Linked DNA regions of Mus musculus: region 2 is linked to region 1. A link is a loop called in an ENCODE intact Hi-C map of the cell type or tissue named here. Cell type or tissue: left cerebral cortex. All regions are shown on one strand. Links, peaks and the distances in the headings refer to the core of each region. The heading gives the core; the rest is flanking DNA. Region 1 overlaps 4930430J02Rik (RIKEN cDNA 4930430J02 gene). Region 2 has its middle 34 kb from the start of Gm39343.

Region 1 (15,954 bases), core at 4,755-12,754:
CTTTTTACCTAGCCTCCAGCTGTTCTCACCACAAGGTGCCAAACCGGGAGGCTGAAGCCTCCAGTCCCAGAGCAATTCAGACAAGCTGATCAGCTGTAGCAGTAAAGTACCTTACACTCAGGATAGAGAGCAAATGGTCCATGGCCTAGTTTCTGAGTGGAGATAAAAGGGGATATGAAAAATGAACTCCTTGAACCTCAACACTGATAAAGAAAAAGGGCCTTTGAAGCTTACTGGTCGATTCCCAGCACCCACATGTCAACACACAACCATCTGTAGCTCCGGTTCCAGGGATCTGATGCCCTTTCCCAGTCTCAGCAGGCACCAGGCACACAGAGGGTACACATTCATACATGCAGGCAAAGCACTCATGCACATAAAATAAGAATAATTTTGTAAAACGCCTCTTCTACTTTGTCATCTGGTTTGGCTACCCTTCTAACAGCATCAAGAAACTTCAGACACTACTGACTAAGCCAAAATCCCCTCTGAGACAATGCGTGTTCTTCTGAAAAACAGTACAATCAAAGATGTCAAAGACAATAAATCAAATGTGCTCATATAGGACTAAAATAATCTACAATTATGGGTTTTTGACACTTGCTTCTTATCCCAAATATAAGGAACACCCCTCACAAATCTACCTTACAATTTTGCTTACAAAAGGCAAATCTTTAAACCTTGCTGTAAATTACAATTTCTGATCGGTAATCTAGAAAGGCTCAGGCTCCTACGTAACCAGTGTAAACACACCTAAGCTCAGCTCTCCTTCAAGAAGCCCACAACCACACGCAGGTATGTCTTGTCTTCTCTGTCTTGTCTTCTCCTGGGGGCCTCTTTTTCTTAACCATCATGCTTAAAATCTGTGTTGTAATCTCTTAATAAACTCCAACTCTGCCTCTTCATACTGATTTATCCCGACATTTTTTTTTCTGTGGTAAAGACAAGAATACTGGGTTTGCTTGAGTGGAGGTCCCTAAGGCAAATTGGAACTTCTCAGGTTGCTGTGGGCAACAGCATGCAGCTGTGCTTCCATCCTTCCACTGCCAATAGACAGGAAAGAACTGAAGGAACAAATGGAAACCCAGCAGTGCCGCCAGGCCCATCTTTGAAGTTCATTTTAGGCTTAGGTGTAAAAAGAGGGCCAGCCAAGTGCATAACTGGGCTGAGGAGATGGCTCAGTGGGTAACAGGCTTTTCCAAGTATAAAAGCCTGAGTCTAGAACTCAGAGCCTATGCATATTTATAGCCCAGTGCTCTAACCACCATGAGAGGAGGGATCTGAGAACCCTGGAAGCTTGCAGCCAGCATCAAATAACAAGAGACCCCATCTTAACAAAGTTAGGATCAACACCAGAAGTTGTCCTCTTATTTTCACAGAAATGTATATGTGCCCAAACCCACACATACACATTACACATACATACACACACACACAAACACACACACTTATTACACATACCCACACAATACCCACACACAAATACATATCACACACATATAAATACCCACACACATGTTGCTCACAGCACATATACACATACACACATATCATACACATATCACACATATCAAACACATCACATATACATATATCACATAACAAACTACACACACATGTACACACCACATACCTATTACACACCTACACATACACACATTATACACACATATATACACATAGTCATACACATATCACATACATACACATATCACACATGTATCATAGACACATATCACATAACAGACAAATTACATACACATATATAAATTGCACATATGCATATCACACACATACATATACACATATATACACACATATCTACAAACATATCACACACATATACATACCCCTACACATATACACACCTCACACACATATACACACCACACACACATATACATATCACACACACACACAAGCAGAAAGAGGAGAAAGAGATGGGTGAGGAAGAGGAAACATAGCTAGCAGTCCCAGCCTGGTGTGGTCCCACCTGTCACCATTGTCTTAGCTCCAGTCTCTCCCATAAGGTGGTGTGACACATTGTCAGACTGCAGGAAATCTCTTTGAAGAAGACAAGGTCCCTCCTTTGACTGACATCAGTCTTCAGCCGTTTCCTTCTCCCAGCTTGGGACTCCTAGAACAATTCCAATTTCTTGGAGTCCATTGTTTCAATACCTGAATAGCATAAGGGTAAGGTCCACATGTCCCTTTACAGTATTCCTGCCAGTGTACTACGGGGTCTCAAGGGAAGGAAGGTTCCTGATTTCAGAAGTGGCCGAATTGCCTAGGGTACCTCATACAAGTACAATAACCTGAGGTTTCCACAAGCCAGAGCTTCATAATCGAAGGTTGGTCATGTTTAATGAATGAAGATTAATAAACTGTTTTGGAGCAGTATTTTTGGATGTGAGTATATGATAAAAAGTCCAGGCAGCTCCCATAGCCTTCCTATGTAACCTCTGCACATTCACTAATAGTTCAAACTTTGTGTTCTAGACTTGGCTCTGCACCAAGGCCCAGCACTGCTTCAAACACTTGCAGCTGGCCCAGGGAAGTAGAATGTGGAGGATATTCTTGGATAGAGGTGAGAGATCCCAGGATGCCAAGCCCTGCAGGGCACCTCCCGAGGGTGTTCCTCCTAGTTTGTCTTCTGTTGCTGTGATAAACACCATGACCAAAGGCAGCTTGGGGAGGAAATGGTTTACACCATCTCACTTACACTTTCAGATCACAGTTTGTCATTGAGGGAAGTCAGGGCAGGAACACAAGGCAGGCACTCAGAGCAGAAATCTTGGAAGAACATGGTTTATTGCTCTGGCTCTTACTCCTCAAGCTTTCCTATACTTTCCAGCACAGCCAGCCCAGGACTGGCACCATCCACAATGAGTGGGGCCCTTCTACACCAATCTACAGTCAAGACAGTATCCTACATACATGGCCACAGGCTAATCTGAGCTGGTAATCCCTCAATTAAGATTCCCTCTTTCGGGCGTGGTGGCGCATGCCTTTAATCCCAGCACTCAGAAGGCAGAGGCAGGCGGATTTCTGAGTTCGAGGCCAGCCTGGTCTATAAAGTGAGTTCCAGGACAGCCAGGGCTATACAGATCCCCTCTTTCTGGATGATTCTTGGTTGTCTCTAGTTGACAATAAAACTAATTAGGACAATTCTAAAAGAGCTATAGCGTTAGCTAAGAAAGGAATGAGGGCAGGAAAGAACTGTGTGTCTGTCTGTGGGTCTATGTGTGTGTGTGTGTGTGTGTGTGTGTGTGTGTGTGTGTGTGTGTGTGTTGAGGACTAGCTAAACAGCATGTCACCCAAGAACTCTATCTGGTTTAAGACTGTACCTAGTGAGTGACCTCACCTCTCCCGGCTTCAGTTTATTCACTGGGAAAGTAACTGGTAAAAGGACTCACCTCACAGGGTGACAGATGAACTCCAATCCCATGTGTAAAGAGGACATTTCCAGTCAATACTGTGCTGTGTGCAAAGGTAGAAACAAGGCTAGCTGGAGGAGCTGGAGGAGAAGTTGTGAGTGGAACAGAGTACAGTGGGTGAGGAAGAAACAGTGAGCAATTCCAGTGGGGCAAGGACTGGAGGCCATGAAGAGACCCAAGAAGCCAGTGAGAGCATATTCTCCTCCCATGAACACATAGACACAAGCTTTGCTAATATTCTGGGTACATTAGCAGTACTATAGCTTCCATGGCATGGGAGGCCATTTTTCCCCTTCTGGCTCAAACTTCACTGGAAGGGTTGTGATCCTCTGGAGACCTTGTTACCCAACATTTGCAGGGGAGCCATCTTGCTAAAGAATACACAAAAACTAAACTGTATGAGCAGCCTTGGGGATAAGACTATAGTCTCACCTCTGAAGAATATCCTGGAGGCAAAGTTCAACCCATAGAAGGGAAAGTGTCCTAGAGGAGAATTTGTGATGTGGAGTGTGCTCGCCAGGCAGTGCAGAGCTGGAGGGTTAGAGATGTAGACATGGTCTCCTAAACTTAAATGGTAGCCTAATCAGCCTGAGAACTAACAAAGGATAAACCCTAGGTCATCCATATGGAGTAGTCACTACTAACCTCTGGCAAGTGCCAGTGACCAGCCCAGCATCCAGGTAGACTGAGGTAGGCAGTGATGGGTGGCATCGGCAGTTACAGGGCCTAAAGTTGCAATTGCGATTGGTAAATTTTCTCTTTCTTTAACTCTTTGCTATTCTATAGCCAAAAGCTGATGCCTTCTGGCAGTAAACTTGTGTTAGCAGCAGGGGATTTAAAAAAAAAAATCTTAGTTATTTGTCTCTTTTCTCTCTGGGTCAAATGCCCCTTGCTGGCTAGGCTTGGAGTTCACTAACTCTTAGTGAACCAGAGAGAAAAGAAAAGAAAAGAAAAGAAAAGAAAAGAAAAGAGAAGAGAAGAGAAGAGAAGAGAAGAGAAGAGAAGAGAAGAGAAGAGAAGAGAAGAGAAAAGAAAGACCAAAGACACACATGCTGTATGAAGCTGAAGAAAGCTACCTCATTGTTTTATGTGGTTCTTGGTTTTTATACTTTCTCTAAAAAATTACCTCATACAACTATCAGGTAGAACGGTTACAGCAGGATGATTTATTACATGATTTTCTAAACACTTTTGCATTCCAATAAGTTCATAGTAAGCTTAAGGCAATAATTCATGTCATAGATTGAAAGGTTTTAGGAGTTACAATAGAATTTTTACATGTATTTCCATTAAGACTAGTATTTGACTAAATATTCATTATCTGTCACTAACCCCCCATAAGTTCATTATAAGTTCAAAGCAATAAATTTTGTATCACAAGTTAGCATAGTTTTGTCAGGAGACAAATCATCTGCCTAGTGTTTCATTATTTTGAAGTCTTGTATAGACTAGTCAATATTTTATTTTCTATCTTTGCACCTACGATAAATTGTCTATTCCCAATTTATGACCTTTAGTTACCAGTCACACCTAACCTAGAAGGAATGTTTTCCTTGACCATAAATTTGTCTCAAGCCTGCTTTCTTTTCCTAGTGCAATTAGCCTGTGACACATGATGGCTTACAGATCTCTATTTGCAGCCTTTATTCAATAGGGGGCTTGAGATTAGTTATATCAGTTTAGAAGTTCTATAAAACCATGGTCAGGAATTATGAAATCATCAATTTGTTTACATAGCATTACTACATGAAAGTACATCTTCATGTTGATGTGCAGAAAATCTAGCCAATAGGGTGGGCTGAAGCCCAGGAATCATTAGGCTATGGAATAGTGGCAGGAAAGGCATATCAGCAGCAAGAAACCATCCTGGGATGAAGTCTCTAAGAGGCCCTGTACTCTTAGAGCTCACCCATCATAGCCACGCAAAAACAGTGGGTCATCTCCAGAAAACTCAAATGCCTGTTTTAGTCACTGTTCTATTGCTATGAAGAGACACAATAACCAAGGCACCTCTCATGAAAGAAAGCATTTAACTGACAGCTTACTTACAATTTTAGTCCAGTATCACCATGGTGGGGAGCACAGCAGTACACAGGCAGGTGCTAGAGCTTCCGCTGAGAGCTACACCTTGATCCTTAGGCAGAGAGGCAGAGAAAAAGAGACTAGGCTCAGCATGAGCTTTTCAAACCTCAAAGTTCATCCCCAGTGACACAATTCCTCCAATCAGCCCATACCTAGTCTAAAGAGGCCACACCTCCTAATCCCTCTAATCCTTTCAAATAGTGCCACTCTGATGACTAAGCATTCAAATATATGACCCTTTGGGGGGGGGGGGGAGGTCATTCTTTTTTTTTTTTTTTTTTTTTTTTTTTTGAGACAGGGTTTCTCTGTATAGCCCTGGCTGTCCTGGGACTCACTCTGTAGACCAGGCTGGCCTCGAACTCAGAAATCTGCCTGCCTCTGCCTCCCAAATGCTGGGATTAAAGGCGTGCACCACCACTGCCCAGCTGGGGGTTCATTCTTATTCAAACCCCTACACACCCAACATTGAGCCCTGACTTGCTTTCTAAAACTAAAGTAACTTGTTGCCGGGAGCCATGGCCTCAGCCATGGCCTTGTGGATATTTTCTAGCTTACATAAACAATCCTGAGAGAACATTCGTGGTCATAACAGTAAGAATATTTATGGGAAAAGAAGACACTGTGACCGTTGGTTTCAGGAGCTAAAGATTGCCACCTGACCTTCAGAGAGCTCCCAGGCTCTTCCAGTTTTCAGAGCTTGATCAGTATGATTGTCTTGCTCTCATTCTTCGTGTCTCCTCTCTCTCTCTCTCTCTCTCTCTCTCTCTCTCTCTCTCTCTCTCTCTCTCTCTCTCTTTCTCTCCTGCCCTGGGTCCCTGCTGATTGTCCCTTCAGGGCCGGGGGGGGGGGACGGGGGGGACTTGTTCCTCTACATTCTTGCCTTTCCTGCACCACTGACCTCAAATTCCTGTGGGCCAGGCAAGATGTTATTAATCCTCAAACATTCTTTAACTGAGCACTTACTGGTTACACCTAGCAAGAGCAACAGCCAACAGTAAGCCAAAAGAGTTTTTTTTTTTTTAAAGAAAGCTCTCAGTCTTCTTCCCACCTCCTCCTTCCTGCTGCTCCTATGCCTATCTATGTGGAGCCATGTTCTCTGCCATGATAATGGACTAAGCCTCTGAAACTGTAAGAAAGCCTCCAATTAAATGCTTTCTTTTATAACACCTGCCTTGGTTATGTGTCTCTTCACAGCAATAGAACAGTGACTAAGACAAATAGTTTAAGATCTTAATTTGTTTTTCTAGAAACAGTGGACATTATTCTATTTACCACTTTGGTGGGAGGGAAGGTGTTATAAAGAGAGACATTTACCCCCTTTCCTTTGGTTATCAGACTACTGAAATAATGGACATCAAGAAATTGGAATTTACCAGAAGAGAAAGGCTGAATCCTGATGGTACCCAGAGGAACACTTGTCTCATCGAGAAAGAGGCTGCACAGACTACCTTGCAGAAAAGACTGGAGCATAGTCAAAGATGGGCCAACATGGATGGGACTGTGCCCTGACCATGCTAAGTTATGCATACCTGCTGTTAGGGTTTGAAAACCATTAAAAGAAGATCCCAGACTCAAATAGTATGCAAGAACAAAGAGTGTTTATTCTGCAGAAACAACCAGCATGCTAGGGTCACCACTGCTTCTGAATGGTGACCCAAAGACATCCAAGCCCCTTTTATAACAGAACAGCTTAGTTGCTTCTGAGATAACAAACAGACTTCTAAAACCTAAAGCACATTCCAAGGGGTTATAAAAACCATTAACTAAAGGTCATAAAGAAGGAGCTGAGGATATACACCACAGGTGCAAGGACAGGAGATAAACTATTGACTGGGTTTATCTATACAAAACTTCAAGAACAACTTAGTTGTTTTTAACTCTCCATGAATCTGTAAGCTAGTAACAAATGATGAATGTTTAGCCAGATAATTTCTCCTAGTGGATATACACGTAGACATTCTCTGTTACAAGCCTCTTATTCAATTTATAACCTGAATTTATGTGCAAACTCGTAGTGAACTTTTTACCATGTGATCATGCACTCTGAAAGTCATACAAGGGCTGAGAACAAGGAGCAGAGACAGGCTTCTCTCCCCTTTTCTTCTGGAGACTTCAGGTAAGAGCCTCACAATTCCTGCTGAGATAGAAAAAAAGCTACTTTATCTAGCCTCCCACTGTTTTACTATGAGGTGCTGTAGCTTCTTATCTCAGAACAAAAGACAGTTGGTAGATGTCACAGACCTCTTTGTTTTTCTCAATGTGGCCACAGTTCTCTGTTGTTACTTGTTCCTTTGATTAGCCTGTTGAAGATGGGTGTCCTCTACTACCATGTTCCTCTCCAGCCCTGACAGACAATAAAGTCTGTGGTAACACTATTCAGCTTAGGCCCAGCCTGTGTGAGAACTAACTACCATCATTCCCCCTCCCCCTGTGACTGGCCAGGTCTGCATTATGTTTCTGTTACTATGTTCAGATTCACAATCCACTGCCTACTTTCTCTGCATCCCAAATAAATTTAAAGCAAGCAAGCAGACAATCAAAAAACACTGAAATTGCTAATAGAAAGTAATTTAGTGGGCTGAAGAGATGGCTTAGCGGTTAAAGGCACTGACTGTTTTCCAAAGGTCCCGAGTTCAAATCCCAGTAACCACATGATAGCTCACAACCACCTGAGCCCTCTTCTGAGATCTGATGCCCTCTTCTGAGGTGTCTGAAGACAGGTGCAGTGTACTTACATATAATAAATAAATAAATAAATCTTTTTTTTAAAAGAAAGTAATTTAGTTACCATTTTGGCCAAACTAGGAAGATATATATATAGATCCTGATTTCTTCGCACCATGCCACATGGCAGACTTATGATTCCTGGGATATCAGGAGACAAAACTCAGATGATCCAGAGATTTGCTGTGAGTCAGCCGAATAGGTTCTTTCCTAGTAAAGGATGACTCAGGCCATCAGCACAGAGAGACTGCTGGCCTTCCCTCACTTCCCTTTGAGAACCTCAGGTTCTTACCTGTAAAAATGGGGTTAACAATGCTTACCTTGAAGGATGGATAGGAGGCAGGAGCAAACATTTGCCATAGGCCAGGTACCAGATAAGCCTGAGCTCCCTTCCAGTACTTTCTCCCCCTTGCCCCCATCCTGCCAGTGTCCTCACCATACCTCTGCTTCTGATGCCGGGGAAAATGATTTCTCAATAGATCCAAGTGACATGTGAGATTCCAAGCTCAGACTTAACCATGATCTCTTCAAAGTACAAGAGCAAGAAATGATTTTGGCCCTGTTCTTAACTGGGGTGCCTTTGCTTCATCTTCCTTGAGTGTATGTCTGTAAGTTTCTGCCCACCAAGGCAGCTGGAAATCCCTTAGTCCTCACTTTTGAGACCACTGAAGAGCATGCTGGGAGACAGTTGCAAGGCTGGAAGAGAAGCCCACACAGCCAGAAGGACATGTGCTCAGTTTGTCACCCTAAATGAAAGGCACCTTTGAAACTCTCCTTCTTCTAGGAATCTCGAGGGACAGAAGGGAATCTGCTGTGCCTCCGGTACCCAGGGGCCTACTATCTGGGCTAGCAGGTAAAAGGTCACCACCTAATCTCAGCAGATAAGAAGCCACCATAAGTACAGTCCATGGCGGCAAGGGGTGGCAAGCTTCCAGATCACACCTGCATCACAGCTGCGAGACTCCCAAAGGCTCAGATTTCCCACTGGACAGCTGCCCTCCACACCCACCTGCTACCAACATTCTTTTGCTATGAGATGACGGGTAGTTAGTTCCCTTGGCCCGACCTCTAAGTGCCTTTGCTTTACCCCGGGTGGTACCAAGCCTGGCTAGATTATCAGAGACTATTCATTCCATCAGGAAGCTCTCAGGATACACAGCCTGCCTCTCACTGGGGTCTGACTCCAAGATGCTTTGTTTCAAAGTGTGCATTTTTGGGGTTTGAGGCTGACCTCAAAACTACAGTATATTTGTGAAGGAAGCTATGGGAGGAAATGCAATGAAGGAGCTGTTAAATCAAGACTGGAAAAGCAGGTGTCTAGAGGTGTCCACGTACAGGGACAGGAATGCTCCGGCTGATACCAGGAGAATGCTAAGGAGCAGGTCTCCTGCAAGAGCATGCTGGGAGACGGTTGCAAGGCTGGAAGAGAAGCCCACACAACCAGAAGGGCATGCGCTCAGTTTCTCACCCTAAGACAGAGTTCTTTGTGCCCCCTAACTATCCGGAGCTGCACTATGAAGGCAGTTATTGAGATCAGGGAAACCCTTAGTCACGCAGACCACATACGACACCTGTCTAATCTGGGGCTCCACGTGGCTCAGTCCTGTGCATCTAAAACCACACACCGGCCAAGGGAGAATATAAAGTGAGTCCAACCCACAATTCTCAGCAATGTTTCTCAAAAATTCCTTCATCTCCTACCCATCTGCAGACTCCTATTTTAAGTCAAGCCCCTGGCCATCATCCTGCCTGAGACTACCGATTGTACACAGGTCCCTCTCAGTTCTTACATAGTTAACATAAGAGCCTAGTTTCTTTATTCCTTGGTTTAACTTATTACTCCTTTACCTACTGCCAGAATTTGCCACAACAAAAGAGATCCGGGCAAACCCAAACAACAAGGCTTGTTTCCTTTTTCTTCCCACCTTCCCAGTTCTGAGTCCTGATCTGTTTTCCTAACACCAAAATTCCTGTGAACACAAGGACACAGTCCTGTCAGGAGAAAGAAGAAATACAGGTAGCAAAGCATTATTAACATATATAGCCTGGCCTGTGAATAAATCTAGTTCCAACACAAAGGTGCCATTAAGTTCCCTCTCTCCCACCCCAACTTGCCACAAAAATGCTGTTTTAGTCTTTTTTCTGTTGTTGCTTATCCTTTTTCTCTTTTTTCTTTCTTCCTGTTTTCCTTTCTCTTTCTTTCTTTCTTTTTTTTTTTTGCTTTTTGTTGTTGTTTGTTTGTTTTCAGGCAGGATCTCTTGTAGCCCAGGCCGACCTTTAATCTTCTTCTTACATGATAAGTTCCTTGAGGCCAGAGACCTCAATGGCTTATTAGGAACACTCAGGGAAGTCATGTGACAGGTACAATGGGCCCATTTCTACTCCAAAGACCTTGATGAAAATCTCTTCTTGACTCCACCAAGTCTTCTCCCTGCTTTGCCTTGCATTAACTCATTACCAAGTCTTTTTTTGACAGGGTTTCTCTGTGTAGCCCTGGCTGTCCTGGAACTCACTTTGTTGACCAGGCTGGCCTCGAACTCAGAAATACACCTGCCTCTGCCTCTGAGTGCTGGGATTAAAGGCGTGCACCACCACCGCCTGGCTTTCCAAGTCACACACACATGTTGTATTACAAGGTACGTCCCACCAGAGACCACCACATACACAGGAAGTCTTTATTGATGGCTGGTGGCTACATGGGGAACTTGCCCAAATCATGAAACCCTAAGCCTTACAGCCTCTGTCTTTTATGCACAAAACCCACATCCTGGTTATCATACTTCAGTTAGAAGAAAGGAAGGGAACACTTGCCTAGCCAGCCTGTGATGGCTAAATTTGGTTGTCAACTTGACTACGATTTGAAATGGCTAAAACCCAAGCAGTTGGGCACCTTATGGAATTTTCTTGATTGGATCATTTGAAATGGGAAGACCACCCTAAATCTGGACCACATCTTCTGGTGTCAGCCCACATAAAGGACACGGAAGAAGGAAGCTTTTGACTTTCTTCTGTGTGCCCATACTTTTGCTGGCAAGTTCATCTGTTGTGTTACTGAAGCATTCCTTTGTTGGTCTTAGAATCTCCTTCCTCAGAATTCTGATGAAGACTGAAGTCTATCTTGCCCTCTAGGAATCCTCTGGGACTCCACAAGAGATTCTTGGCCTTTCCAACAAGAGACAGCCATTGTTGGAGTAGGTGGACTACAAACAGGAAGCCACACAAATAAATCATATACATGTATACACACTATATAGATATATACATATGTGCATATGTGTACACACATACATATATACATATGTATATATGTGTGTGTGTATGTATATGTATGTATGTATATATGCTCCATCAGTTCTGCTCCTTTAGCAAACCCTGACTAAGCACAGCCATATCAGTTGACTCAACAACCCTGGTAATCCTACAGGTGACAAGTGTTGCAGAACCCTTTTAAAACAATTTACTAGTTTTGTGTCAGATAATATGTTCATCTGGCTTGAGATTTTAAAACAAAGTCTGCCTCCCACCACTGCTTCTCAAAGTCTCTGCCAAAGGGTTTCTTACTCATTCCCAGTATATATTTGTTCCACACACAAACCAGTATGAATCTATTCCCCCTCCTTTTTTGTTTGTTTGTTTGTTTGTCTTGTTTTGTTTTTCAAAACAGGATTTTGTCCTGGCTGTCTGGAACTCACTCTGTACACCAGGCTGGCCTCGAACTCAGAGACCACCTGCCTCTGTCTCCAGAGTGCTGGTGTTAAAGGCATGTGCCACCAACCAGCTCCCCTCCCCTCAGGTTTTTTATACACAAACTGTCGTGCCATACGTGATTTTTCCTGTACTTCGCCTCAGAAATCTTCCCAGATTAGGAGCTTTCCTAGAACTGCATTTTGTGTCTTGTGTAGTGGTCCAGCAGGCAGACTCCAACTTATTTAGTCATAATCAGTCTCTGGTTGTTTCACAGTGAAGAGTTTCCAGTCTTCCATTGCTCTCCCAATTTGCCTTTTACTGCTGGACGGACAGACACAGTGAGCATAAGCAACTTGGGGAGGGGAGGGGAGGGGAGAGGAGAGAGGCTTTATTTCAGCTTACACTGCAGTCTTTTGGGAAGAGGAGTCAGAGTGGGAACTCCAGGCCAGAACCTGGAGGCAGGAACTAAAGCAGGGACACACAGAGTTGTGGTATATATTTCTAGATGTCTCCTAGAAAGACTGCATCAATCTACAGTTCCTAGCAACATATATGATGAGAAAACATATATGATGTCTAAGAGAAAAACCTTTCATTTGAATGTGACTTGATTGATATCACTCTCATCATATAAGTGGGTACATAGTTTAAGGACAATTCATGTGTTTGTTTTTCTATGTGAACGTTTTAAAGCTATGGTGTTTGTGAAGGTCAGAGGATAACTTGTGAGAGCTAGTTCTCCCTGCCCACCATAGGGCCAGTGACCAGGCTTGGCCACAAGTGTCTTTACCAGCTGAGCCAACACTTCAGACCCCAGACTTTTGTCTAGGAACAAAACAGCCTTCGCTGTCCTGGAATCGCCTTGTAGACCAGGGTCGTCTCAAACTCAGAGATCCACCTGCCTCTGCCTCCCAAGTGTTGGGATTAAAAGAGGTGACTCACCACACCCGATTCTGAGTTTTGTTTTTTAAGATAGTTCAGACTGGCCTTAAATTCACGATGTACCTGAGAATGTCTGAACTGACTCCCCTGCCTCCACTCCCCAAGTACTGGGGTCGTAGGTATGCCCCGTCATCATGGCTTAGCGCGAACTCTTAATCCTCTTATTACTCTTGTGTTCTTGGTCTGTTTCTAGTCAGTAAGCAGCGTCTAAATTCATAGCTTAAATATGGGCTGGGTATGTGATTCAGTGCTGTTACCTGGCAGGTGTGAGATCCTAGGGTAGAGACAAAAAACAGAGAACTGAATTCCCATAGTCACTTGATGACCACCTGGAGTATATACCAGTCTCTGGTAACATATATCTTATATAGGCATCTGTACTCTGTACTCTAACTGCAGTTGACTTATGACCCTATCCAAATGGCTAATCTCGAGAAAAGCCTAGGCTGTAAGGTTTACTACTTAACCGGATAACCCCAGGTCTGTGTGTTCTCTCAGTCACGAGCACACACACAAAAGTCCCATGATGATAAGCTCACACAGCTTGGGGCTGGAGAGATGGCTTGGCGGTTAAGAGCACTTAGTTTGATTCCCAGCGCCATATGGCAGCCCATAGTCATACATAACTATAGACCAGTCATACATAACACATACGCAAGCAAAACACCCACACATATAAATAAAACATTAAGGGGGATAAAGACCAATATCTTCCCACACAACTGGTCTAAAAGAATATCTGCGTGTCCCCTTGCATCTCTCCTCCCTGGAACTTGCCAGCTGCTCCCTTGTGGTATTTTCAATAAATTCCCTTTGTTCCTACACTGTAAATTCTTTTTAATGACTGTATCTCTGGCCTCCCGTACTGTGCTTCATGGCTCTGAATTTGACCCTCAGCAACACAAAAACAGAGACCCAGGTGTTGTGGTGCATGCCTGTAATCCCAGCACTTGGGATGCTTGAAGAGGGAGGATCTCAAGTTCAAAGCCAGCCTGAGCTACATAGTTAGACCTTGTCTCAAACACATACGTCAGTGACAGATCCTGCATATCGTAAGAGCTGCGGGTGAGTCCCTTGGGCATCTGTACTGGCAACCTGTTTGTTTTTTCTATAGTCAAATCTATCCATCTTTGCTTTTTATGATTTGCTGTTTTCATCTTTGTTCAGAAAGGAACAGGATATGACCCTTACTCTTGCCCCACATCCCCACCCACACAAACACACACACACCTGACAGCACAATAAACTTGAAATGACTTTCTGGGTTCTGTAAGGCACAAGATAACTGTTGCTGTACAAGAGAGCCCAATGGCAGAGGGACACAAAGGAAAGACAATTCTAATCCTGTGTTTTAATAAACAGGGACACAAGGACTTGGGTAAGGACCATTTAATCCAGCCTACGTGGGCCAGTGAAGGCTTTGCAGAGGTGACTTCTGGTTACCTTGAGCAAGCAACACATTTGTGAGTCAGCCGGGTGACAAATGTCTTTCCAATAGAGCTTCATGTGCAAAGATAAGAGGCAGGAAAGAACATGGCTTGTCCACTCTGGCAGCGGACAGGGGGCCCTTCAGGGTTGGCTCTTGGTCAAGGGAAGAGTTAGAAGAGCAAGGTCAGGGCCTATCTTGAGGCATCGAAACAGTGGCCGAGGGGCCAGGTGAGCTGTGCACAGAGGAAGATCTGGAGGGCACAGAGGAACATCTGGTGGGCACAGAGGAACATCTGGAGGAGCCCAGCATAGCAGCATCCTAGGAAGACGCCATGCAGGCTTCTAAGTAAGACTGCAATTTCCAGACCCAAATGTTTTCTTCTGCCAAACTTACAGAGTTCTGTAAGTTATTAAGAAACTAAAACAGTGTTCTCCTGTATTTCTTTAAGTGATTTATTAAAGTCCTTCTTGATGTCCTCTACCATCATCATGAGATATGCTTTTAAATCTAGGTCTAGGTTTTCGGGTGTGTTGGGGTGCCCTGGACTGGGCGAAGTGGGAGTGCTGGGTTCTGATGATGGTGAGTGGTCTTGGTTCCTGTTAGTAGGATTCCTACGTTTACCTTTCGCCATCTGGTAATCTCTGGAGTTAGTAGTTATAGTTGACTCTGTTTAGAGATTGTTCTTCTGGTGATTTTGTTACCGTCTCTCAGCAGACCTGGGAGACAGATTCTCTCCTCTGAGTTTCAGTGCTCAGAGCACTCTCTGCTGGCAAGCTCTCTTACAGGGAAGGTGCGCAGATATCTTGTTTTTGGACCTCCTCCTGGTCGAAGAAGAAGGCCCAAAACAGGGCCTCTCTCAGAAGCTGTGTTGCTTTGGCAGTTCCCAGAAGCTGTCAGCTTCTGTGGTGCAGACTCTCACCTGTGCAGACTAAATTCCTAAGTTCCAGGGAGTCCTGGAACCAAGATGGCGACCGCTGCTCCTGAGGCTGAGGCCGCCTCCCAAGCCAGGCGGACACCTGTCCTCTGGTCCGGACGGTGGCCGGCTGTCTGCAGCCTGCAAAGGGTACTGCCTCAGCGGCTCTGTGCTTCCGCCTATCCCAGAAGCTGTCCGGTTCTCTGGCGCACCCTCTAACCTGTTCAGACTAATTTCCTAGGTCCCGCGGAGTCCTGGAACCCAGATGGCAACCGCTGCTGCTGAGGCTGAGGCCGCCTCCCAAGCCAGGCGGACACCTGTCCTCTGGTCTGGAAGGTGGCCGGCTGTCTGCGGCCCGCCAAGGGTGCTGCCTCAGCGGCTCTGTGCTTCTGCCCGTCCCAGAAGCTGTCCGGTTCTCTGGTCCACCCCATAATCAGCATCCAAACGCTGACACCATTGCATACACTAGCAAGATTTTATCGAAAGGACCCAGATGTAGCTGTCTCTTGTGAGACTATGCCGGGGCCTAGCAAACACAGAAGTGGATGCCCACAGTCAGCTAATGGATGGATCACAGGGCTCCCAATGGAGGAGCTAGAGAAAGTACCCAAGGAGCTAAAGGGATCTGCAACCCTATAGGTGGATCAACATTATGAACTAACCAGTACCCCGGAGCTCTTGACTCTAGCTGCATATGTATCAAAAGATGGCCTAGTCGGCCATCACTGGAAAGAGAGGCC
Region 2 (15,954 bases), core at 3,452-11,451, 59 kb before region 1:
CTTCTCCTTCCTTCCCTCCCTCCCTCCCTCCCTCGTTTCCTCCCTCTATCTCTCTCCCTTTCCCCTCCCCCTTCCCCTCCCCATCTCCTGTCTCTCCCCAGCTGCCTACAGATCTGGATGGAACTCTCACATCACATCTGCCTGCATGCTGCCATGCTCCCTGACATGATAATAATGGATTAAATCTCTGAAAGTGTAAGTAACCCCCAATGAAGTGCCCTGGTCATGATGTCTCTTCACAGCAACAGAAAAATGACTAAAATGGAGGTTCATGCCTATAATCCCCAAACTACAAAGGCTGAGGCGGGGGTGGGTGGGAAGGGTCAGTGCATTTTTTTAAGCCAGCTTAGGTCACAGAGTAAAATTCTGTCTCAAAACAAACCAACCAGTTGGCTGGAGAGATGATTCAATGGTTCAGAGCACTGACTGCTCCTGCAGAGGAGAAGAGATCAGTTCCCAGCGCCATCCCAGGAAGCTCAGAACCAGCTCCGCCCAGCTCCAGAGGAGCCAAAGCCTTCTTCTGGACTGGTTAGGAACCCACACCTCACCTGTTCACAAACACATTCACACAAACATAATATTTTCAATAGCAAGATCAGGGCTGAAGAGATGGCGGCTTAGTAGTTGAGGGCAATTGCAACTCCTGCCGAGAACCCTGGCTCAGTCCTCAGCACCCACATGGTGGGTCACAACTATTCTTAACTTCTTAAAGAGATCCTTACCTCCTTGGGGATCAGGCATGCCGTGGTACACATATATACATATGGGCAAAACACTTGTACTGGCTGGGGTTTTTTGTTTGTTTGTTTTGTTTAGATTTACTTTATCTATATGATTACACTTCAGTTGTCTTCAGACACACCAGAAGAGGACATCGGATCTCATTACAGATGTTTGTGAGCAGTCAGTGCTCTTAACCACTGAGCCATCTCTCCAGCCAGTGCTGACTGGTTTTGTGTGTCAACCTGACTCAGGCTAGAGTTATCAGAGCAGCATTTCTCAAGTGTTATTCCCAGACCTCTCTTGACTGGCCCTTAGTGAGGAATGTCTACATTGGGCAGGACTCTCGTGCTAGGTGAGAGGAAGGGTCTCGCATCTTTTTCAGACCAGGGAGCTGGGTGCTAGAACCGAGCAACAAAGAAAGAACAAGGGTGGGAAGAGGGAGTGGGGAGTAGATGTAGATCATGTGTCAACACATTGGCAGCCTAAAATGTCAAAGACCCTCCTCCCCTCCTCTTCTTCACTATATAGATACAGAACTGAGGTCTTGACAAAGGGACCTTCCCAAGATCCTGTAATGACTTTGGAGCAAAAGGAAGGCCTAGTGTGGGAAAAGTCAGTGCTAAAGAACAGCTTTGGGACAATGAAAGCAGGTTATGCAGACCAGACCTAGGGAGACAGAAGATTGAAGTGGAAACTTAAGAGTTCTTTGGAGGGTCAGTTGGGTGGTGTTTTGCTGGGGCAAACACGTGAAGGAACGTTTAGCTGAAGCAAACACAGGTGAAAAGATGTTCTGCTAAAGCAGGCATGTGAAAGGACATGTGATGAAGGATTCTTTGCTAAAACACGCACGTATTGGTCCATCTCGCATTGCATAGTTGAGCTGCATTTGTCAGGATTCCATAGAGAGAAACACACCAAAAAACTTCTGGTGGTGTGCTGCAGTTTCTTGCCGCTTCTGTGGCTGATTGGCAGAGTGATGTCAGCTGGAACAGACAAACATGCTGAGGCAAGACCCATGGAGGACACGTGATGTTTGGAGGGAGTATAAATAGGATTCAATGGACAGCGACGAGGCTGAGCTTGGCTTGCTGGTACAGCTGGCTGTGCAATGATTGTGGGTCTTGTGTCTTCACTGACCTTTGCTTTGCTGAAAGATGTGCAACCTAGAACTTTTCCTGGCGATCCTCTGGGTCCCTCCTGCTGACTCCTGCTGAGGCTGAGCCTTGCAACCACTGCTGATTAGTTTTTGCTATCCTGACTCTACCTAACTGGACTACCGGTGTACTCATGAAATGTTTGCAAGTGGATCGAGCTGCCACTGCTGACCTGTGAACTGAACTGCCAATTGCCAGACAACAGACAGGAGTTGCTCCAAAGAACCTTTCTAAAAGTCCACTTCTCCTGTATCCTTTCTTTCCCACTACCTCTGGTGGGTTGTGGGCTACAAGGGAGGTTAAAGTATCTAAGAACCATTATTAAAGACAAGGTTTGAAAAAACTAAAGTTACAGAGGGTAATCCCAAGTATCTAGCAAGTGGGTTAGAACTGGAAGGCGTGTGTGTGTGTGTGTGTGTGTGTGTGTGTGGGGGGGTGATGTCCAGCACCATTGAAGGCTAGAAGCTGTTAGACATGATCTCCTAGGTGGGTGTGAAGTTCAAGGGGGTCACAATACAGGGGTTTCTTTGATTACCATAAGGATTCTGTGGTGATTTGAATGAGACAGACCCCACAAGCCATATATTTGACTAAAGTCCTTAGTTGGTGGAACATTAGGGACTGGCCTTGTTGGAGGAGGTGTGTCACTGGGGGGTGACCTTTGAGGTTTCAAAAGTCCATGCTATTCCCAGTGTCACTGTCTCTGCCTTCTACTTTTGGATAAGGATGTGAGCTCTTGGCTACTGCTCCAGCACCATGCCTGTCTGCTGTCATGCTCCCCGCCATGATAGTTAAGAACTCTAACCGTCTGCAGCCATGAGCCCCAAATTAAACACTTTCTTTTATAAGTTGCCTTGGTCATGGTATCCTAGCACAGTGGTAGAACAATAGCCAAGACAGGACCATTCTCCTTTCTCAGTCTCTGACCTAGGGCAGCTCCCTTGAGTCACTGAGCTCTACAGTGGCCTCTGGAAGGTCATCATCACCCAGAATGGCGTCTGTCTCCAGTCAGCATCTGAGTCTGGGAAGAAAGCCAGGGACAGTGCAGCCTTGCTGGGCCACTTATAAGAACCAATGGATCTAAGTCAATAGTGATGGACAAGTGGAGAGCTGTTCTTCATCCAGGCCAAGAGAGATTCAGTATTCAGGTGCAGAGCTGCAGTATTCAGGTGCAAAGAGGCCCACAGCCTCTTGCCTTGGTGCTATTCCCCAGTGCTAACCTGAATGATTTAACCACACCATAGGATAGTGCCTTCCTTGAGGTACTCTGGTGGCTCTGTCACCCTGGGCCCCTTCTTTCCTCCTTTTGGTTGGTTGTTAATGTACCTCTCTGGCACAATTGAGGCTGGCAGGCCTTTGGAAGCCAGGCATGGGAGGGTTGTCTGTCTTGGAAGCCAAATGACTGGGTGGTAGGATGCAGGACGGTTATCAGGCAGGGAGGCTCTTGCTATTCAAGCCAGGAAAAAGAGAGGCAAAGATGGAGGAGACGGTAAGCTGCAAGGTGTGCCCATCTTCAGCCCAGCTTTGCCTTGCTGAGAGCTATGGATCAGAACCAAGCCCCACATGGAGCTTTTACAAGCCAACTCAATAATCTCCCAGGTGAAGAGTGTCAGCGTGAATCAGATAAGTCCCCTGGCTCAGGAAGTCTTGGAGCGCTGAGAGCCAGCAGAACTCTTGCTACCAGAAGACTCAGTTTTCACTGGAGAGGTGCCTGAGTATCTCATCTTCTTGTCCATTGTCATGGTTTCAGTCGCTTTTGAGGAATACATGTAAATGAGCAAATAGGTTACCCCAAAGGAAACCCTGAAGACATTTTGCCTTACACCATCTCTCTCCCTCCTCTCCCACATCCTGCCCACATGTGGGTAGAGGGGCAGGTGATGAAGACTAAATATACGAGCACTCCACCGCTGAGCTGCATCCTCATCCTCAGCCAACTCTCCCTGCCTGGTGAATGGGGGTCTCTTCCACTCTCATGCATAGCACCAAGTGCACAAACATATAAACCTCCCTGTTTCTCTTTCAGTCGACAGCCTGGGGGTGGGACTAGGAGAGTGACAGACAAGGTGGGGAGTGGAGGATGGGTAAGGTGGGCTTGGCAGTTTGTGGTTGTTGCTTCAGAGAAACCACAGAGCCACCTCTTACTCAGAGCAGTCAACAAGGCCCGGATAGGGGGAAATGGCATGCAGGGTAGGCTGTGGGCACTGAGTCACCACCCAGAGGAAAACCACAGGCTTAGGAGCTCAAGACCCAATGAAGGATCTCAGGTGTACTGGGCCCAGAGATAATAGCAAGAGTGAAGATTTGGTCACAGGGAGGCTTCCTTGTCTTAGGATTTAGCCATTCCTCTCTGCCCTCCCACCGGGAAGATGGGAGACAAGTTATTGTTATTGTTAATAGCCTTGTAGAGGCAAGGATTGAATCCACAAGGGTGACAAATGCTCTACCTTCCTCAGCCTCTTTCTTTACTTTATCCTTTGAGATATCAACTTGTTCAAGTTGGCCCAGGTAGGACTTGAAGTTGAGATCTTCCTGCCTCAGTCGCCCGAGTAGCAGGGATTACAGTCTCGGTGACCAGGCTTGGCTCAAGGATGCTTTAGAAAATCCATGTATAATATTATGATTGTAGTCTGATTGAGAAAAGACATGTCTGATACTGTGGTTGGGAAGACTCAGCGGAGTCTTGAGGTTGCTTATCCCACACCTGGAGTCTGATCGCTATCTGTCTCACTCTGAACTCTGTTTGTCTGTCTAGCAGTGGTGCAATTTCTCTGTCACTTTTCTTCTTTCACCTCTGTAGGAAAATGAAAATTTCTGAACTATCAGCTATTTACAATTATTATTATTATTATTATTATTATTATTATTATTATTATATTTTGGTTTTTCGAGACAGGGTTTCTCTGTGTAACCCTGGCTGTCCTGGAACTCACTCTGTAGACCAGGCTGACCTCGAACTCAGAAATTCACCTGCCTCTGCCTCCCGAGTGCTGGGATTAAAGGCGTACGCCACCACGTCCGGCTTTTTTTTTTTTTTTTTTTTTAAGAGAATGTCTCTATGCTTATTTTACATCTTTTTTGGAAGATGGCCTCCTGCTTTGGATGAAGCAGTAAAAACCAACTAACCAACCAACCAACCAAACAAACAAACATGGTAAAACAATGTGAATTGATACCACTGTTGAATGATTCCCATTCTTATATTTTATTTATTTAATTTGTTTTATGTATTTGAGTACACTGTTACTATATTCAGACACACCAGAAGAAGGCATCAGATCAAGTTACAAATGGTTGTGAGCCACCATGTGGTTGCTGAGAATTGAACTCAGAACCTCTGGAAAAGTAGTCAGTGCTCTTAACTGCTGAGCCACCTCTCCAGCCCCCAGGTTCTATCATTCTCATTGTCTTAGTATTTTAATCTTTTTTTTGTTTTGTTTTGTTTTTTGGTTTTTCGAGACAGGGTTTCTCTGTGTAGCCCTGGCTGTCCTGGAACTCACTTTGTAAACCAGGCTGGCCTCGAACTCAGAAATCCACCTGCCTCTGCCTCCCGAGTGCTGGGATTAAAGGAGTGCACCACTACACCCGGCATATTTTAATCTTTTAATGAGACCCCATGCAGTGAGAATTTTGGTTTGTTTAAAAAACACAGAAATATGATGGGAATATGGTTTCGTTTGAATCCCAGGTATGGGATATGGGGTGCTTCACAGCTGCTGACTATGATTTGCCTCCTGCTTTAGCAGAGGCATGGCTTTGCCAGCTATAGATAGTTTCTGCAATTGTGTGATGGTTGGAACTCTGGGGAAATTTCAGAGGGTATATAAATGCTAGAGCCCCACAGGTGGGGTCTGTGGTTGTTGGTTGTTTGGAGGGGTTGGTTGTGATTTATTAGTAGCTGTAATCAGGAAGCAAATAAAATAAAAGAAATTAGATGCAGGGATCTCTATCTCTCTGTGTCCTGGAAACCCAGGGTGGTGTGGGGCAGCCGGGTGGGGGGAGGGGATAAAGGATGGGAAGAAGAAGAACCACAAAGTAGCTCAGACCAACTACAACCCGACTTTAAAAACAAATGCTATTCAAAAAGAAGCAAATACAAGAAATTGAGAAAGGCATTGAAGAACCTGGCTCCCCTGGGTACAAGTGGGATTCTAGCTGCTCTACTCCAGGTACCTTCTCATTTCCCCCATCATTCCTCCAGCTGGGAGGCTATTTTGTTTCTTTCTAGACACCTAACCCTTACTGGCCTCTGGATCCTCCAGGCTTGACGCGCCTTAACCCTGCAGACCAGGGCCCTCCTGGTGACTGACCACCATGCCCTTGTGGAATCACTCCAGGGCAATACCAATGGGCAGGCCCTGGGTTGCTGGACATCTGAGGTCCCTAGGTCTGTTGCCCGCATGAGTTTGTCAGCAAATCACAACAGGCTGACAGGTGTATGGAGAAACTATGACTCAAAGGAAAACAGAAACTTTCCTAGTAAATCATCGACAGAACAGGGACCATAATGTTGCCTGCTGCTACCTAGCCAGGCCCCTCCTTTCCATGTGTTTGGCCCCTAAGAAACCGTGTCTTTCAGAGACAATCTCTGGAGATGAGTCCTATAGGGACCTTAGTAGGAGAGATGGGCATGGGACTTGTTCTTGATGTAGGAGACACCTGAGTGACAGGAGATGCTGTGGCTAAGATTTCAGGCTCAGGAGTTAGACTGCCTACAAGTTCATCCTGTATTTGAAACTTGTTGTTGTATAACCTCAGAATCTCTGTGCCTTGTATATAACGTTGTGTGTAACCTTGTCTCTCTGTGCCTTGTTTCTTTGCCTCCTGGGGCAATGGGAAGTTGGGGTGTGGGAGGCTTCCACTGGCTCCCTTAGGCTGCGTGTTCTGGTCAGTGTGGGCGACAAGCACAGGATTTCGAGTGACATCTGTACTTTTCCAGGCATGACCCCTAGGCTGGTGGGTGGTGCTGGGAATAGGGCATTGTGGGGATCCGGACAGTAAGACATAGCGGTTAGCTCTGCAGTAGGTGCCCGCTGTCTCCTCAGAATCGGACCTCTTTCCTCACACCCCCTCTTCACAGCTAAGTTTTCTTCTTCTCCACATTTCTGCAAACTCATTGTTTCCATTTTCTCAGCTTTTGCTTGCTGGTCATGACCTCAGAGTCCGGACATCATCTGGCCCCCCTGATCCACACCCTTTCAACTTGGCTTCTCCCTCTCAAATCTCTTAAGTGAGGAACTTGACTCCAGTTATGATGGATGGAGTCACCAAGTTTAGGTTTCCCCTTCCATGTAAACAGCTATAAATCCCTGACGAGATACATACAACTGTTTGTAGGTTGGCCAGCAGCCAAGGCAGTATGATGACCCTAGGGAAGAGGGCTTCCCAGGAGTGAGCCCACACTCACCCAGGACTCTCCCTAAGCACATTTTCTAAGATGAGGCATAGGGAGGTGTACGGAGCAGGAGGGGACAGCCTTGTAGGAAGAAAACAACAACAACAAAAAAAGATAGCAGCAATTGGGTTGGAATGTGGGCTATAAATATCTGTATAAAGGCTGGGTATGGTGGGTGTGGTGGCACACAACTTTAAACCTGGCATTCCCCAGGCAGAGGCAGGTTTATCTCTTTAAAATCTAGGCCAGCCTGATCTACATATTAAGCAACAGACTAACTAGAGTTATATAGTGAGACTTTGTCTTGGAATGAAACCAGCATTTAAAAAGCTTTTACTTGAGCTGGGCGGTGGTGGCGCACGCCTTTCATCCCAGCACTTGGGAGGCAGAGGCAGGCAGATTTCTGAGTTCGAGGCCAGCCTGGTCTACAAAGTGAGTTCCAGGACAGCCAGGGCTATACAGAGAAACCCTGTCTCGGAAAAAATGCTTTTACTTGATTCCTTGTCAGATTGCAAACCCATGAACAGCCATTGAGAATCTGCAGAGATGGTTACTGCCTTCAGCAACCAAACAGTGCAGAGGGGTGAGGGTGAGGGTGGGGGTGGGGGAATGACTGCTTGAACACATGTAGTCAGGAGGTACGTGCAGGAAGTATGCCAGGATGTATGCTTACCCCTGATTGGACAAAGGCAGGAAGTAAACGGCCTTGTGGGTTTTGCTTTTATAAACACCTGACAAAATCATGGCCATTCTCTGAGAATCCTGGGTATGGATCTGGCCAGTGCCCATTGTCCTGGCCAATATTTAATAAAACTTGCTTCAAGTTTGGCTCAAAAATTGTGATAGTTGTGTTCTGTATGGCAGGTGGGATTAGCAGCTGAAAAGATGATTTACTGGTTAGGAGTACTTACTGTGCAGCCATGAGGACACAAGTTCAGATCCCAGCCAGGTATAATCTCTTAGACATTTTTAACTCTAGTACTGTGTGGGGCAGAGACAGGAGAATCTCTAGGTCTTACTAACTGCAGCCAAAGATGGTTGAGCTCCCAGTTCATGGAGATTCCTTGGCTCAAAGGAATAAAGAAAGTAACAGGGAAGAACTCTCAACACTTTCCTCTGGCCTACACATTTGTACTCACGCACATTCAAATACACATGTGACACACACACACACACACACACACACACACACACACACTCTCTCTCTCTCTCTCTCTCTCTCTCTCTTTCTCTCTTTAAACAACAAGAACAACAACACCCCCAAGGTAGTTCCCACTGGCCTACCTCTGCTTCCGAACTGCTTGAATTAAAGGCTTGTGTCACTATACCAGGTTAACAACTTTTTTTTTTTTAAAGATTTATTTATTTTATGTATATGAGTACACTGTAGCTGAACAGATGGTTGTGAGCCTTCATGTGGTTCTTGGAAATTGAATTTTAGGACCTCTGCTTGCTCTGGTTGGCCCCGCTCACTCAGTCCCTGCTAGCTCCAACCTAAAGATTTATTATTATTATTATTATACATAAGTACACTGTAGCTGTCTTCAGACGTGCCAGAAGAGGGTGTCAGGTCTCATTATGGGTGGTTGTGAGCCACCATGTGGTTGCTGGGATTTGAACTCAGAACTTCTGGAAGAGCAGTCAGTGCTCTTACCTGCTGAGCCATCTCAACATCCCCCAATGACTTTTTTATAGTAGTAATTAGGAACTAGGTGTGGTCGTTCACATCATCAATTCCAGCATGGAGAATTCATGAAAAATATGAGTTCTAGGCCAGTCTGGGATACATAGTAAGACTGTCGCAAAAGAGAACAACAAAACTAAATAAAACTCTATAAGAGGCCTGTAGTGAAAATTTTGGTTTCTTTAAAGAACAAAAAATTATTAGAAAAATATGTTTTCTTTTTAATTCCAGGTATGAGATATGGGGCTGCTTCTATTTGTCCACAGCAGCTGGCAATGACTTGCCTTGTGCTCTTGCAGGGGTATGATTTTGTCAGCTGCAGATAGTGTTTGCAAGTGTGTGATGTTTGGAATTCTGGAAAATTTTCAGAGGGTATATAAATGCTAGGGCTCTGAGAGGTGGGGTTGCTGTTGGTAGGTTGTTGGTTGCTGTTGGTTGTGATGTATTTAAGTAGTCGTGTTGTAAAGAAGAAACAAAAAGATGAGGAAATTAGATATCCCGATGGTGAAGATCAAACTTGCCCCAAGGACCTTGATACCTCTAATTCGCAGGGAGTAGTATAACAATAATGTTGCCCCCTTTCCACTCTATCCTTTTCCTCTCCTATCTAGGGTTAGGAAGTTGAAAGGATAGAAGAAAAAGGTTGAAGAAGAATGGAAGAGAAAAAGAACCCACAAAGTAGCAAGTAGTGGCTACAAGTGGCACCCAGAGGAGGGGCTACACAGAATGGGAAATCTGATTGCAGATGCTGTAGAGAAAATGGTAGGGGATGAAGAAGTGGATATTCTTTTCTAAGATGCCAGCAAAAAAAGAAAATTATTGTGGATGTTACCACTGAGATATCCCCCACTTTGCTCCCAGAGGGGATTTTCTGGTTTTGTTTTTGTTTTTATTCTTCCTATATTCTGTTTCAAAAAAAAAAAAAAGTTAAGAGAATGGATGAGCAACTAATTTCCAGGTGGGAATGGAAGCACTGGGGAGGGGAGGAGTACTGGGAAGGGAGAGATAAAAAGGCTCAGTTCCCATGACTGAGCAAGACCGCTGAAATTTCCCCCAAGAGGAAAGAAAGAAAGAAACTGTGCTGGAAGACAGAGAGAGGCCCCACTGCACTTTCAGTTTCCAGTGTCTGCAGCTCTTGGGTGGGGTGAGGAGTTGGGTGAGTGGCAGGAGTGGATAGGAGGAGGAGGAAGAGGAGGAGGAAGAAGAAAAGTAGGAGGAAGAGGAAGGCAGCAGGGTCAGAGAAAAGATGAAAACATCCCATTTCAAGAGAAAAAATTAATCTCAAAAACCACCAAGCTGTTAGAGTTAGAGGAGGGATGGCCCTTGGTCACAAGATCACCACCATCAGCTTCCCCTGTAGTCCTACAGCATATACCTGCTAAAGGTTACGACAAGCTAGGATGGTATTCTATAAAAATGATAGAGCTAAGGCATTTTAAAGAAGCTGTGATTTCATATGGTGTGATGGTTTGTATATCTTTGGACCAGGGTGTGGCACCATCTGAAGGTGTGGCCTTGTTGGAATAGGTGTGACCTGGTTGGAATGGGTGTGTCACTGTGGGTGTGGGTATAAGATCCTCACCCTAGTTGCCTGGAAGTCAGTTTTCCACTAGCAGCCTTTGGATGAAGACATAGAACTCTCAGCTCCTCCTGTGCCATGCCTGCCTAGATACTGCCATGCTTCCACCTTGATGATAATGGACTGAACCTCTGAACCTGTAAGCCACCCCCAATTAAATGTTGTTTTTTATAAGACTTTCCTTGGTCATGGTGTCTGTTCACAGCAGTAAAACCCTAACTAAGACAGAAGTTGGTACCAGAAATGGGGTATTGCTGTGATAGGCCTGACCATGCTTTTATTTGAAAGAATGTGGATTTTTGGACTTTGGATTTGGAACTCAGTGGAATGCTTTAAATGGGGCTTGATGGGTCATCCTAGTAGGAATATGGAAGACTTAGTTGCTGGGAGTAATTTGAACTGTGTTGACTGGGCCCAAGAGATTTCAAAGGAGAAGAATTTCAGTATGTGGCATAAAGACTGTTTTTGTGGTATTTTGGTGAAGAGTGTGGCAACTTTTTACCCTTGTCTAAAAAGTCTGCCTGAGACTAAGGTGAAGAGACTTGGGTTAATTGCATTGACAAAGGAAGTTTCAAAAAAGCCCAGCAGAGACTTTGTTCTCTGGTTAAGTCTCACAAAGAGAAGTTTGAACAAACATAGTAAGCTTAGAAAGGCAAAATATAAAATATATGGTTCGAGTATTAAAGGCATACCAAGAAGTGAAATGGAGCAAAATCCCGTGTTCTAGGAAATAACAGATTAAGGGAGTGGGACCTTGGGGCAAGACCCTACCCAGCTGAATTTAGAACCAGGCATGGTGGTACACACCTTTAATCCCATGAGACAGGCATGCTGATCTCTGCATTCAAGGTCAATCTACAGAGCAAGAACCAGGATAGCCAAGTTTAGGCAGTGAAGGATTTAGAAAACATAAAGCTAGTGATAATGTAATAGTACAAGGGGATCATGTTCTAGTTCCTGTAAACATCAGAACTCGGCAGCTTCAGCCATGTGGCTCTGGCTCTAGAGTTAAGAATGGAAGGAACTACTGGGAAAATTGATGCTGGTTAGCTGGAGCTAAGGAATTAGCAGTGATTAAGAAGAGACCAGCATCACTGAGGTGAAATCTTCTGGAAAGTGTTTTCTGGAAGCACAAAGAAGCTGTCTGTGTTCCACAGATACCCAAGTTTGTACCTCATGCTGTGGCTGGACTTGGTAATGTGTAAGAATCACTCAGGTGGTACTGCTTGTGAAGGAATGAAGGGATCATGGAGAGAAGCTGAGGTTTAGCACTGTGAGAGGCCAGGGAAGGCCATTGGAGAAGGTGAAGCCTCAGCTGTAGTTGATGTCCCAGGACTGAAGGGGTCATGCAAAGGATTTGAGGCTTGGCACCCTGAAGAGAGCCTATGAGAGGCTATTGGTGAAGCCTAGTTGGAGTGGAACACCCCAGTGTATTGGAGATATCAGTACCATGGGATGATCACCAAGAACAGCAGCTGTAGTAGAGTGGATCAACCTGAGCATAGAGTGCTACAGAGGACAGAGATGGAGAAGTGATGCCAGCCCTTAGGAGGAGTCCAAAAGATCAAGTGGAATCCCAGACACTGAAACAAGAAGCTGTAACATTGAAATTGCCTTGGAAACTCAAAGATGTTAAAGATGCCAGAGCCATGGGATACATGCTGAGGAAAGCTGCTAACAGGGAGTGGAACCAGCCCAGGAGAAAGCAGTTTGTTGCAGTCAACAAAGATGAAAAAGGAGTGGAGATCTGAAGACCGCTTTGACATCAGCCATGGAGATGCAGAGTTTGGAGTTTGCCCATCTGGTTTCCTGCCTTGCTTTGTAGATTACAGTTAATTAAGTTGAATGAATCTCAGAAGAGACCTTGAACTTTGGACTTTTAACATTGTTGCGACTGCTATAGACTATGAGGACTTTGAAAGTTGGACTAAATGCATTTTGCATTATACTATGTTTAAGTATGGCCCCCATAGACTCATGTTTTTGAACAAGTCTATGGGGACCAGGGAGTGGAATGTGATGATTTGTATATCCTTGGCCCAGGGAGTGGCACCATGTGAAGGTGTGGCCTTGTTGGAATAGGTGTGACCTGGTTGGGATGGGTGTGTCACTGTGGGTGTGGGTATAAGATCCTCACCCTAGTTGCCTAGAAGTCAGTCTTCCACTAGCAGCCTTTGGATGAAGACATAGAACTCTCAGCTCCTCCTGTGCCATGCCTGCCTGGATACTGCCATGCTCCCACCTTGATGATAATGGACTGAACCTCTGAACATGTAAGCCAGCCCCAATTAAATGTTGTTTTTTATAAGACTTGCCTTGGTCATGGTGTCTGTTCACAGCAGTAAAACCCTAACTAAGACATATGGGATGTCCCTTGCCTTAGGTTATAACAAGATAGGAAGGCATCCTATAGAAATGATAGATCTAAAGCATCATAAAGAGCCTATGATTTCATATGGGATGCACTCACCTTATGTGAAGCAAATTTTAAAAAACTGGGCTACTCCAAATAGAATTATTCCCCAAGGCTGGAAGGAATTGGTGGCAGCTGTACTAGATGCTAGGCTGCAATTGCAATGGTTAACATGGTGGAGGGAAGAAGCCTCAATTATTGAACAGTAAAATAGAGCATGGGAAATGAATATTGTCAAAGACCAGTTGCTGGGTGAAAACTGTATTCTGATATACAAGAACAAATTCAATTTGACAATGTTACTATGAACAATGCCACCTAACAGCTTTAAGAGCTTGGGACAAAGTTGAGGAGCCTGGGAAAAGTTCCATCCTGTTTATAAAATTATACAAATCTCTAGAGAGGCCTTTGGTGGTGTTTGTTTGTTTGTTTGTTTGTTTGTTTGTTTTAAAGATTAGTCTCAGGTGTGAACAAAACTGTATCAGACTCTGGTGCAAGACAGGTGTTGATAAAGATCTTGGCATATGAAAATGCAAATTAGACCATCAAACCTGCAGGCAGCACCCATGGATGAGTGCATAAAGGATATAATCAGTTGGTTCTAACTTGTACCATGCTAACATCATCTGTCAAGATATAGCTAGAGATCGCTAATATCAAAGTTCCTGGTGCTTCAATTGAAGAAAATATGACCATTTGCAAAGAGAAACTCTGACCAAAACACTAAAGGTTTGAGGACTCAAAATGCCCAGTACTTTGCCCTGGAAAAGTAAACAAGCCATTCCTAGCAGCAATTTCTAACTATAAGCCAGAAAGAAGGCCTAGGCTTCCAGAGGTGTGCAGCCAATGTGGCAAGGGCAGCCATTGGACTGATGAGTGTAGGTCCAAGAGAGTCATCCAAGGTAATTTCTTGCTATCAGGAAGCAAATGGGGGACATAGTGTGGGGACCTGCAGCAAAACGTAGGAGCCATTTCCAACAGCAGCAGCTAAGAGGCACTGAATTATAGAAAATCTTTGGAATTAAATCAGCCTATATACTATAAGGATGTATTAATATCAGAATGGAAGCTTGTGAAAGTTTTGTGTTGGAAATTCAGGTTTGTTTATATTTCCATAGGAAAGGAAAAGCTGAGGATACCATCAAAACTACTAAGGATTAGAATTCAGTAGGAAAGCTCACCAGAAAACCCTGGCCACTGATCTGGAAATGCCTCTATTTATAATTTCTTGCTAAACACAGCACAATGAAAGGCTTAAAACGGAAGAGGGGTAATGTAGTGAGAATTTTGGTTTCTTTAACTAACACAGGAATATTATAAGAATATGTTTTCATTTTAATCCCAGTTATGGGATATGGAGTTGCTTCAGACTGTCCACAGCAGTTGATGACGATTTGCCTCGAGTTCTTGCAGGGGTGTGATGTTTGGAATTCTGGGAAATTTTCAGAGGGTATATATATATATATATATATATATATATATATATATATATATATCCTAGAGCCTCAAGAGGCAGGGTTAGTGGTGGTAGGTTAGTGGTTGTGGTTTGTTAAGTAGTCATGCACAAAGAAGAAACAACAAGAAGAAATTAGCTATCCTGATGGTGAAGATCAAACTTGTCCCCCAAAACACTCTTAGTTGGCAGGAAGTAGTCCAATGATAATGTCATTCCTCTTTTACTCTACTCTTTTTGCTCTCTTATCTAATGTTAGGGGGTTGAAAGGATGGAATAAAGAAGAACCCATAAAGTAGCAAATGAGCAGCTATAGGGCTGATAAATGGTTGCATATGCACTGTAAACATATAGAATTCTTTACTGTCATTACTCCCTAACCATAGTATAACAGCTATACACATAGTGTAAATGAGGGCCCAGTGAAACCAGTGAACTAGACCCAGTCCATGGATGGAAAGAAAGGTTTACTGGGAAATCATATTACTAAGGCCATGGGTTGGGGTAGAGAGAAGAGCAAAACAGTATAAAAGCATGCAGATTTTGATTCAACAGGCAAGTCTTTGAGTTGTTGGGACTGACCAGGAACTAAATACCCTTGTCTGTGATAGTTGACCTTTGGGGCTGATTAAAGGGAACCCTGGTAAACAGAAACCCACTTTATAAGATTCACTTTTCTGGTAAACAGAAACCCACCTTTAAGATTGTTTATCTCATAACAACCCTGTTAGACCAAGTCCTTTTGTTTAGGACACTGTCACCAGCACTGCAACTTAGAGAGGTGGAGCAAAACCTAACATATAGTGTTTAGATCATGTTAGGTATTATAGGCAGTCTAGAGGGGTGGGGCTAAACCTAACACACAGTGTTAAGATCATGTTAGAATTATAGGCAATCTAGAAAGGAGTCACAATTATACAGGAGGCAGGTTATATGCCAATACTATCCTATTTTAGACTAATCACGGTATCTATAGGGATTTCAAGCTGCTCCTTTAGTGATTGGGGAACAATTTAAAGGTCCTCCCTTGAAAAAAAAAAGGGGTAAATGACAACGCTACCCTCTTCTGGCATTCATAGGTATTGCATAAACATGGTATACAACATACATGCAGGCAAAACACTGTTGTGCATATAACTAATTAATTAGTTTAAAAAGGTAAGTTCTACAATCCAAGACCTCAAAAGCCTGAAAATTCTATTTCAATATACAAAGTATTCAGAGGATGCAAGAGGAGTTTGCAGCCCTCATGGTGCCTAAAAGCAGCAACAGTATTTACAAGTGAAGTTAGGGTTTCCATTGCTGTGCAGGCACACCATGACCAAGTCAAGTCTTATAAAGAACAATATTTAATTGAGGCTGTCTTACAGGTTCAGAGGATCTGTCTATTATCAAGGCTGGAGCATGGCAGGATCCAGGCAGATGTAGGGCTGGAGGAACCAAAAGTTCTATGTCTTGATCCAAAGGCAGACAGGAGGAGACTGTCTCCCACATGGCTAGGAGGAGGATCTCAAAGCCCATGCCCACAGTGACACACCTACTCCAGCAAGGTC

What was found. A loop is a pair of places that touch in the nucleus more often than their neighbours do. Peaks named below come from ENCODE experiments on the same cell type or tissue, not always from the same donor. Only the 100,000 strongest peaks of a DNase experiment are listed, where the experiment ranks them.
Region 2: a loop joins it to region 1, with 1.8 times the contacts of the local background. A loop is called at or near these places in 2 of 42 quality-filtered maps.

The regions. Positions count from the first base shown.
Region 1 is chr9:57,393,275-57,409,228 of GRCm38, forward strand. 4930430J02Rik (RIKEN cDNA 4930430J02 gene) reads left to right here. Exons shown (of 3, transcript NR_040729.1): 2 at 2,500-2,587; 3 at 6,855-7,090. It also overlaps a transcript of Ppcdc not described here. Among named protein-coding and RNA genes, the nearest start is that of 4930430J02Rik, 10 kb to the left of the region's middle. In left cerebral cortex, for the core only: no CTCF peak of the experiment used is centred there; no DNase peak of the experiment used is centred there.
Region 2 is chr9:57,336,023-57,351,976 of GRCm38, forward strand. No RefSeq gene overlaps it. Among named protein-coding and RNA genes, the nearest start is that of Gm39343, 34 kb to the left of the region's middle. In left cerebral cortex, for the core only: no CTCF peak of the experiment used is centred there; a DNase peak (open chromatin) is centred at 7,505.